2 separate regions of the Homo sapiens genome follow, and region 1 is linked to region 2. The links are chromatin loops, found by intact Hi-C in ENCODE. Cell type or tissue: heart left ventricle. All regions are shown on one strand. Each heading gives the region's core, and the rest is flanking DNA. Links, peaks and the distances in the headings are about the cores only. Region 1 overlaps STRIP1 (striatin interacting protein 1). Region 2 overlaps RBM15-AS1 (RBM15 antisense RNA 1).

Evidence for each region. A loop is a pair of places that touch in the nucleus more often than their neighbours do. Peaks named below come from ENCODE experiments on the same cell type or tissue, not always from the same donor. Only the 100,000 strongest peaks of a DNase experiment are listed, where the experiment ranks them.
Region 1: a loop joins it to region 2, with 4 times the contacts of the local background. A loop is called at or near these places in 4 of 110 quality-filtered maps.

Annotation. Positions count from the first base shown.
Region 1 is chr1:110,051,944-110,057,313 of GRCh38, forward strand. It overlaps STRIP1 (striatin interacting protein 1), which reads left to right. Exons shown (of 21, transcript NM_033088.4): 21 at 1,722-2,698. The coding sequence ends at 1,969. Among named protein-coding and RNA genes, the nearest start is that of ALX3, 16 kb to the right of the region's middle. In heart left ventricle, for the core only: a CTCF peak has its summit at 2,061 (motif pointing right); a DNase peak (open chromatin) is centred at 2,088.
Region 2 is chr1:110,309,478-110,314,847 of GRCh38, forward strand. The region is part of intron 2 of RBM15-AS1 (RBM15 antisense RNA 1); the gene reads right to left. Among named protein-coding and RNA genes, the nearest start is that of RBM15-AS1, 27 kb to the right of the region's middle. In heart left ventricle, for the core only: CTCF peaks have their summits at 3,315 (motif pointing left) and 3,514; DNase peaks (open chromatin) are centred at 1,114 and 3,284; H3K27ac peaks cover 307 bases.

The DNA of each region.
Region 1 (5,370 bases), core at 87-5,086, 260 kb before region 2:
TTTCACTCCCTGCCCGTGGTACTCAGGTACTTCTCTGCCCTGAGCTTCCCCCCAAGGAACAGGAAGGAGCCCAGCTCCTGCTTTTGTAGCATCAGGATGGGCACTCTAGGAAGGACTTTGAGAAGCTACCCAGCCTTGGCATCTGCGATCATCCCCATCTCTCCTTGTACCTCCAAGTCATTCCTTTTCTAGAAATTGTCATAAGACTGTGTCCCCTCTTTTCATCCCCATTTTGGCCACCTAAACTCTTACAGCTCTTGACTGACTTCCCTGCCTCTAATTTCTTCCCCTCCATCAGTGTCTCAGATTTCCCTAGTGATCCTTTTTTACTTTGATGTTTTTTAAAGATAGGGTCTCGCTCTGTTGCCCAGGCTAGAGTGCGATCCTGGCTCACCACAACATCTGCCTCCTGGGCTCAAACTATCCTCCTGCCTTAGCCTCCTGAGTAGCTGGAACCACAGGCACATGCCACTGTGCCCACCTAATTGTATCTTTTTTATAGAGACAGGGTTTCACCATGTTTCCCAGGGTGGTCTTTTTTTTCTTTTGAGACAGAGATTCTGTCGCCCAGGCTGGATTGCAGTGGCACAGTCTCAGCTCACTGCAACCTCTGCCCCCCAGGTTTAAGCGATTCTCCCCCCTCAGCCTCCCAAGTAGCTGGGACTACAGCTGCACGCCACCATGTCCAGCTAATTTTTGTATTTTTTGTAGAGATGGGGTTTCACTGTGTTAGCCAGGCTGGCCTCGAGTTCCTGGCCTCAAGAGATGCACCCACCTCGGCCTCCCAAAGTGCTGGGATTACAGGCATGATCCACTGTGCCCAGCCTTCTCAGGGGGTTCTTGAACTCCTGGGTTCAAGCGATCCACCAGCCTCGGCCTCCCAGAGTGTTGGGATTACAAGCGTGAGCCACTGCGCCCGGCCCCCTAGTGAATCTTTTCAACATGCAGATCCTGTGCTGTTACCTCCCTGAGTAAAATCCTTCATTAGCTTCCTATTTCCCTTAGAATTAGATTCAGACTCAGGCAGGGCATGTGAGGCTCCCTCGTCCTTTTTCATTCTCCTCCTCTGTAATCTGACCCAGCTTCCTTTTCAACCTTGTTACGGGCTGTCAGTCCAGCCTCCATCATACCCAGAGCTCCAGGCACAGGGAGTGCTCAGTCCCTGAACATAGCCGTGTGGTTCCCACTACTAGGCCTCTGCAGGCACTCTTCTTTCGCCCACAGTGTGTCTCCCCTGCCCACCTGGGCTGCTCTGTGTGTGCGTGTTGCTGCGTTGTTGCGTTTCTGGAATATACCACCATGGCTGAATGACTGTGTCTGTACTCTCAATGCCCTGTGAATGTGTGCAGGCCCACAGTGGCACACGGTACCTGGTTGGGGAGTTGAGAGAGAATGAGCAAAGGAGAAGATCTCCAGGTTCCTCCCTCTGACCCCAGAGAGCCAGGGAGAATGCCACTTTGAGAGAAATGTGTTGTACACATGGTTCTCCCTCTCTGGGTCTACATAATCCCTACAGTATAAGCCTCTTTCTCAGTACCTCTGGCTTTTCTGCTTGTACTTGACTCTCCTTTGGATCTAGGAAGGAATTCCTGGCATCTTTCTGAGGATGAGCTCGGAGGTATCCTGCTCTTAGTTGACACTCAATATTCCTGGCCAGTGAATCCATGGGGAGCTGCTACAGGGCATGGCTCCTAACGGTGTTTCTTCCTGCTTTGTCTCAGATCTTGATGCCCGGCCTTGGGACTTCCAGGCAGAGGAGTGTGCCCTTCGTGCCAACATTGAACGCTTCAACGCCCGGCGCTATGACCGGGCCCACAGCAACCCTGACTTCCTGCCAGTGGACAACTGCCTGCAGAGTGTCCTGGGCCAACGGGTGGACCTCCCTGAGGACTTTCAGATGAACTATGACCTCTGGTTAGAAAGGGAGGTCTTCTCCAAGCCCATTTCCTGGGAAGAGCTGCTGCAGTGAGGCTGTTGGTTAGGGGACTGAAATGGAGAGAAAAGATGATCTGAAGGTACCTGTGGGACTGTCCTAGTTCATTGCTGCAGTGCTCCCATCCCCCACCAGGTGGCAGCACAGCCCCACTGTGTCTTCCGCAGTCTGTCCTGGGCTTGGGTGAGCCCAGCTTGACCTCCCCTTGGTTCCCAGGGTCCTGCTCCGAAGCAGTCATCTCTGCCTGAGATCCATTCTTCCTTTACTTCCCCCACCCTCCTCTCTTGGATATGGTTGGTTTTGGCTCATTTCACAATCAGCCCAAGGCTGGGAAAGCTGGAATGGGATGGGAACCCCTCCGCCGTGCATCTGAATTTCAGGGGTCATGCTGATGCCTCTCGAGACATACAAATCCTTGCTTTGTCAGCTTGCAAAGGAGGAGAGTTTAGGATTAGGGCCAGGGCCAGAAAGTCGGTATCTTGGTTGTGCTCTGGGGTGGGGGTGGGGTGTTTCTGATGTTATTCCAGCCTCCTGCTACATTATATCCAGAAGTAATTGCGGAGGCTCCTTCAGCTGCCTCAGCACTTTGATTTTGGACAGGGACAAGGTAGGAAGAGAAGCTTCCCTTAACCAGAGGGGCCATTTTTCCTTTTGGCTTTCGAGGGCCTGTAAATATCTATATATAATTCTGTGTGTATTCTGTGTCATGTTGGGGTTTTTAATGTGATTGTGTATTCTGTTTACATTAAAAAGAAGCAAAAATAATTCCCGTTGGCTTGTCTACAGGAAATATGGCCTCTACGTATCTCCTCCAGGTCTAGAAAGTGGTTTTTTCTGCTAGCATTGCTGGTCAACGCTTGTCCTTGTCAAGCTGCCTGCCTTTCCCATCCTGGGGGAAGAGGAGAGAGAGTTGGCATTTATCCAGTGTAAGTTAACCCCACAGTAATCTGGGATTGCTCTAGCCCAACTCCAGGGCACTAGGTTACTTTACTGACACATTGTCCTGCACCCCTGGGTTTGCTGTAATTTCAGTAGGAGCCCCAGGTTTCTCTGGATCACATCACTGAGCTGGCCTCAGCCAAACCAGTGTCAGTGCTATGGAGGGAGGGGCTAGGTCAAAGCAAGGGGGTCTGCTGCTCTAGGTCCTCCCTGGGGCAGGTGGTTGGGACTGAGGGGAAACTTCAGTACTCAGAGCCTAGGAAGCAGACCATCAGGAGTCAGGTTCACGGTGGGAAAAAGTGTTGGAGGGCCCAGGAGCCCCCTGTGGCTGAGAGAAAAGCAAGGAAAATCTTTGTAGTAGGTGTCAGTGGACACCTGGCGCCTCCACTTTGGCCTCCAGACCCCTGGTTTCATCTGCCTGAGAAGATATTAGTGTTTTGATGCTGGTGAAAGGAGTGTTTCCTTTTTAGAATTCCTGGAAGCTCTTATTTTACCTGTAGGCAGTTGTTTTGTAGGTTGTTAAATCTCCAAGGGGTCTTGACTTGTAAAGGAAACATGTTCTGGGGAGCATCTCCCCTTCTTTGGGTCTTGTGTTCATGCCTGCCTGGCCTGGGACCTGCTGAGCCTCAGGACAGGCCTTTTGATGTGCCAGCATGGTTAGGGACAGCAGGGGTGGAAGGCAGCAGTGTACTCCTGATGGTCACACAGCTGTGAGATGGGAAGTCCCATCTGTGACTGATGGGCCCTGTGCCCCAAAGTAACTTGTACAGGACAAGGGAATTGACACAATTTATGTGTGGATGATGGATTTTCTGCTATTTCTTTCCAGGACTGACAGGAAATATGTATCTTGAGATTTCAATTAGGGAGAGATGGATTTTTCACATTCTTACTCTCCCATGAAGCCTGAGTCACTGAAACTGCGTGGTCGAGGCCTGTCTCTCCTCTGACCTGCAAAAGAGAATGCAGGACTATCAAAGCTGCAAGGGCCATAAAGCCTGGGCAGGCAAATCCTTTCAGCTGTAGGCCCAGGAGCCAGCCTGGGGAGAGGAAGGGGCTTCTCACAGCCACAGAGTGTATTAGTGGCAGGTTGGCCATTTGAACTCAGGTCTTTGTACAGAAATGTCTTTTGGAGCCACACAGTTTTTGTGGCTTTTTAAATCTCATATGGGTCATGAAATGGGCAGAGTACATGAAGACCCTTTGTACTTTGATTGAGTTACATAAAATGTTGTTTATTGCTAAGCAGGGTCAGGGTCCACTGCTCCTTCAATCCACCGAGGGACAGATTACCCTGAGGCAGTATCACTCTAAGGATGGGAGCTGTCCCTTGTTAATCGTAAGAGTTACCACTTATGGGTTGCCAAGTAGGTACCAGGCACAATATTAGATGCTTCTCAAAGCCTTATTTTCTACAAAGCCAGCAAATGCTGAGTACTTACAATGTGCCAGCCAGCGTTCTAACCACTTGATGTATAATATCTTACATATTCCTTGTGATATCCTGAAAGATACATGCCATTTTAATCCCTATTTTGCACAGGAGAAAACTGTGGCACAGAAAGGATAAAGAACTTGCCCAAGGTCATATAAAGGCAAGAGCCAGGATTCAAATCCAGGCCTCTGTCTCAGCGCACGCATTTTTTTCACTCCCTCACACCCTTTGCTATTAGTCATTGTCATACCCCAGCACTTACCACCAGTGCCTTCATTTGCTCATTTATTCACCACAGCCAACACTTCACATTTGCTCTAGCATCGTCCCCGGCATGAAAGATTCATGGTAAATGTCCATTGCTTTAGGTCCTAACTGGACCACCTAAGCTTAGCCTTAGCCTAGCCTCTGATGTTCCCTGAATATGCCCTCCTCAGGGTAACTTGGCTGTTGCTGCCGTCTTTTTTTCTTTTCAGCCTGAGCCTAAATTTTTTTCTCTTCTGGGTCCCAGAGGACTCTTGTGTTGGCTGCCCCTTCTATACCTGTTAGGCTCATTTCCCAGGAGGCTGGCTTCCGTCTGTCCTCAAAGAGCTGACTTCTCAGAGGAGAATAGTTGTTACATTCATTTGGCACTTGGCACAGTCAGCCTCAGGCTGCTGGCTATAAAACAAGGGAGGAGCACCCTTTGGGAGTGAGACAGCCCTGACTTTCAATTCGGGCTCTGACATTTACTCACTGAGGGACCTTGAGCTAGTCAATTTCCAAGGCTCAGTTGACTCATCTGTAAAAATTGGTTTAATAATAGCCGTATTGCATGGGCTGAGTAAGATTGTGGAAATGAACCTACATGTCTGGCTGACAAGGGATGACAATAAATGGTAGCAGTTCTTAGTCTTGGCAATGGCCCCTCAAACTCTAATGTTCTATGAATTTGTACCCATTTCCTATGTCCCCTAGAAGACAGAAATCCCTTTCAAGGACCAGAACCATGTCTTAGGCCTCCTTAAAGCCCCTGGACCTAGCTGGCTGCTGTGAATCCAGAGGCATCTCAGAAGAGTCAGCT
Region 2 (5,370 bases), core at 286-5,285:
AGGCATTCTCCTGGTGACCCTGTGAATACTGAGCTATTTTCCTGCTCACAGTGGGGATAGGCAACCAGAGCATCTGGTTTTCCCTGAAAATGTCTACATTTCCACCAAAATCTGGCCAGTCTGCATGTGATAAAGGTAGGAGGATGTTGTCTACCCTTGCTACAAGGTAATAGGAGGACACTGGGAGTTGGCATCTTGATGTAATAAACACAGGATTCGAAGATAGATAGACATGGGTTCAAATCTCAACCCCAAGCCTTGGAAGCTGGGTGACCCTGCATGAGGCACTTCTGAGTGGCCCTTGCTTTTCTGTCTCTAAACACGGATGATCATAATCATACCAGTCTCCACTGACTCCAGACAGTGGTCATTAGATCCAATGAGTCAACACATGGGAGTACACTTTACAGAGTCAGTTATAACCAGGCATTAGCTGTCAAATGAATGAGTCCGGTATCTAGGAGAGTTCACTGCCTGAGGAAGGAAATCCAACCAATCCCCTGCCTGAGAGCCGAGAGCAGCCAGCTCTAAGGCACCTCCTGGAAGATCTTGCAGCCCTCTGGCACTGAGTTCTTTCTTCTCCAACTTCCTACCCCCACATGTTTATAGTCCACACCACATCTAGTTCTCACAGTTCAGAAAGTCCTCCAAGCCAGCCCATCTGAATCCTTTAATGACCTGCTCCTTCCCTGCTTGCTTTCCTTTGCAGAGCCTCCTTCTATCAATACTTTCCCCCTCACATGGAATCCATCCTCACACAGGCCTTTCAGGAGGAAACTTCCCCTGGGCCCCTGACCAGTGTTTCTTTTCAGAGCTTCATCATTTCCCAGGTGGCTGAGGTTGTAGATTTCAAAGCAAGGCCACAGAACGTAAGCTCCGGGCTGGTTTTCACTGCTTCTGCCAGCCCTGCTGCTTACCCTCACACGTCCCTGAAAAGCTTTGGCTGGAACCAGATGCCAATAGGCTAAGGTCCCTGTTGCCTGGCCCTCCACAGCATCCAAACCAGCAAACCAGGGGCTTCCCTGGGGCCGAGTGACCTTCTCTGGGAAGTAGGCCAGAGCTCAGCAAAGTGCTGCCTCTTCAGCCACTGTGACTGTGTGACGCCTGGGCTGAATCCCAAAGAACGAGGGCCCAGCTCTGCGGCTGAGAATCTCAGTAGGGGCAGGGCTACAGGGACCTCCATGGTCAGCAAGCTCAACCTTGTCATTGTCCAGAGGAGGATACTAAGGCCCAAAGAGGCTTGGCAATGTGGATAAGGTAGCAATCTGATAGCAGAGATGTGCTAGGCCATGGTCCTCTCTCCCAGCCCAGGGCTATTTACACCACCCAACAGCTCCTAGTGCCTGGACAAGAAGACTCCAAAGCCCAGCTTCCGATTCTTTCCTTTTGAGTTGCTCTTTGGCTTTCCCAGGGAAGAAGATGGCTGTTTAATTTATTCATCCTTCCAATTTCAGATTAAGAGGGACTGGAAAGAACAGGAGCTATAAGGTAAATACTATTAGTGTCCCTATTTTATAGATGGGGACACTGAGACTTGTAGATATCAAGTATCTTGCCTAAGGTCCCACAGCCAGTACATGGTGGTGCTGGAATTGCAATGCAGGTGACTGGCTCTATCACATTGTGCTGCCAGCACTACACACCTGGTGAATTACCCCTCAACCTGAGAAGCACTTGCTGCTCCTTGGAGCCCTAAAGGATAGGCTGGAATGAGGAAAACTCAGTCTGTCTCCCATCTGGGGTTGGGTAACACAAGCAGTGGCTAGAGTTTAGTAGAGAGGATGTATCCAAAGAGAAATCCCCAAGGAGGCAGAGAGACTCCAAGATTTGAGCAGCTCACCATAGGGATCGAGCCACTTTCTCCAGATGGTCACAGATGAGGATTCTAGCAGCAATTGCAAATGAGAGGAACTTTACCTCTCCTGGTTCCACAGTTCTCTGAGCCTCAGTTCTATTTATTTTTTAATCAGTAAAACTGGGAACTCAAATTACTTGTCCAAGATTCCTTCCTCATCAATAGCAAACAAGTATTGAGCACGGTGCTGAGAGCCTTTACATAGCAGCATCAGCACCCACCATCCCTCCTGGAGAGGAATGGGCAACAAAGTCCTTGCTTCAATGTCTTAGATTAGTTGAGAAAACACATTTTGAAGAGTGCATAAACTGGTCCTTGCTTGCAGGTTCAAGTGGCCCTTCTAACCGTCAGAGTCCATAAATGGAATGGGAATTTGGGGAATGGCTCCTTCCCATTCCATCCTCCAGTTTCCTCCCATTCCAGGCCTATTTCACCTCCCTGATTTCTTAACCCTCAGACTTCAAGAGGCCACGCGAGCCTTCATACACTGCGCATCTTTCTGCAGCAGGACTCTATGGGGGCCAGAGAAGCCTGGGGAGAGGTGGCTCCACGTGCTTTACCCAGAACAGCATTCCTTCAGGTTGAGTTCACCCTGCCCAGACTGACAGCATGGTGGGCATCCACTCTTCGCTTCCATTCTCAAAAAAACATCTGCTTCAACTGTTATCCCAAGCACACAGTCCCCCGACCAGGATGAGAGAGAGCTGGGAAGGAGAAAGAATCGCAATCTGCACACTTGCTTCATTATTCCACTTAATACTCACAGTAGCACCACCAGTTTATAGAAAAGGAAATCAAGTCTGAAAATGACTTACCCAAGGTCCCATGACATATAGATGGAAAACCAGGACACAAAGGCAAATCTGACTCCAAACCTGCCTCCTAACCACTCAGGTATCAGATTTGGCATTCACCCATTCATATCCAGAGAGTTAGCCTTTTATGCACTTCCAAATGGGGGTTTCAGCCCAGCCTAAGGAGAGCCTCAAACTCCTTTAGTGAAGTCCAGGCATTCTCTGAAGCAAACGGCCCCACCCATCCACCGTGGCAGGCCTGGCCTCCCATGGCTCCTCTGTGACATGTAGACTGGGCTGTCCCTGTTACTTGAAACACTTTGCTGGGAAGAGATCCCTTCAGCCTTCTCCCTGAGCCATCGCATGTTATCAGCCTCATCCTTCCTTCCTTCCCCATGCAGGAGGGAGCGACTTTGCCAGTCCAGAGGTCTGAGGTCTCAGCCTTGCCAGGTGACATCTAGGGCCTCATAGCCCTTGCTGGAGAGGTCCTTGCTGGAGAGGCCCTTGCCGGAGAGGCCCAACATGCTCACAACCCTCGGAATGTTTGCAGCTTGGCAGGACTGAGTGACCCAGTTTCCCCGGCAGGGAAGCTCACTTGGCTAGTGGGCTGTGCAGGGTTTGGCATCTGCACGTCTCTCCTGCCCTCTGCTGGTCACCAGGCAGGAGGCTTGCCAGGGCAGGCAATCCCACACTGTGTCCGCTGTGGGAATTGACTCTCAGGCCTGTAAATATTTGCTGAATTAACTGAATGAATGAGTGTATCATGTACAGTTCTAGGCTTTAGGGCCTAAAGTGGCCGAAGAGACAGGAGCTACTCTGGGAAAAGAGTGAATTCTGCTGAGCTGGGCCTGTGTTCCCAGCAGGCCTCCCCCTATACTTTCCTCCTGCGTCCCTGCATAACCAGCTCTCCGCTCCCTCAGAGGCGCTCCCCTCCCTCACAGCGTGCTGCCATTCTAGGATGAATTAGATCTTCCCAGGCCCAGGTCAACTAGTTTCATCACCACCTGACTCGTTACATTTCCTCTACCACATTCCCATGGAGTGGTCTCAAATCTCTGTTTGAATGCCTCCAATGGCAGGCACTCACTATCAGGTAGCCCTTTCCACTTTCCGAGAGCTATAATCAAAAGAATGCTCTTCTTTTTTCACACTAAATCAGCCCTGACACTTCCACTTAGAGACCCAGTTCTTACCTGTTGGTCACTCAGAAGTCTGACCAGGCCACCCTGTGACAGCCTTTCAACTCCTTGAAGACGGCAGTCATATTCCTGAGACTTCTCTTCTCTCCCCGCAAACACACTGGGCTCTCTACTTCCTGCCATTTATCTTAGTAAGTCTGGAAGACTCGGACAATGACTCTCCAGTGGTGGAATTCTAAAAGATGAAGGTATTTTCAGTCTGAAGACTTTCTGCACTTGAACTTAGCCAAAAGGCCAAGAAGCGAGTCTGAAGACCTTCTGAAAGGCAACTTTCTGTCTACTCTAGGAGAAGTCCTAAATCACAAAATGGGATAATTATTTGGCCACAGCTTGCAAATTTACAAAGCTCTTTCATAGGCCACCATCTCAGTGTGTAAAAGTATCATCATCCCAATTTTAGGGATGAAAACAGCAAGGCCTCACAGAGGAAAAATGCTTCACTGGTGATCATACAGGAAGCAAAAGCTAAGTGGTACTCAGACTCAATCTTCTGATTCCAAGTCTACCATTCTTTATACAAAGGCATTGCTGCTTCTGCCTTTTGAGAACGTAAAAAGAAAAAAAAAAGGCAGATAACAAGTATTGAGCACTTACTATATGCCAGACATTGTTCTAAGGGGCTTAATATTTATTAACTTCATGTCCAAAATGACTTTGTAAGGTATGTATGTACACTTATTATTATTCTAATTTTATTTTCCAGGGTTAGTACATTCAAAATCCAGGACACTAACCAGTGCAATTCAGCTCAAGAACTAACACTTAACCACATCACCATGGCTCTCCATGCTTGCCTAAGTTTATACATACATCCATCTTTGTTTCTCTCCTTGCCTCTCATTTATCGGACCAATGATACTGTGGAGAAAGTTAAAGAAGAGTTCCCCAGTGGTGGGAGTGGGGAGACTTTCCTTCCTTTCAAGGCAGTGAACCAGAGGCAGTGAATCCTAGCTCTGCCACTTTTCAGCAAGTGACCTTGGGCCAAGTTATTCAACCTCCCTCCTCTCCTCGGTTTCATCATCTGTAAAATGGAGGTGCCACCAGCACCGACTTCATTGGGTTTCCGTGAGTTATGAGTTAATGTTTTTGTAAAGTGGTTAGAGAAGTGAATTTCTATTACTAAATTTGGACCCTCGGCTGTTTGAGGTGACTGGGGCAAAGTCTAGAGGGTGGGTAAAAGCAGGCACCATCCTGTGGGAACACAGAAGGAAAGAGCCCTGGAGCCCAGACGGAGGATGGGCTGGGGGAGGTGGAGTGGAGAGAGAAACTGATGGAGAACTGGGATGACTTTTGGTGGGATCTGACCCTTTCATGGAGTCACAGTTTCTCTGAGTTAAAAGTATCTTTCTAGGGCATCTAATCCAGCCAAGCAGTGGAGCAGGCACAAGTCTCCAGTCTCAGCCAGAGGCCTTGGAAGATGAAGAATTCCATTTCCTAAGACTGGGGGCACACTGCATTAAAATAAATGACACTTGGTAGGCTGGAGTTGAGGGAGGTTCTCTCTGGCCTCTTGAAGAAACTA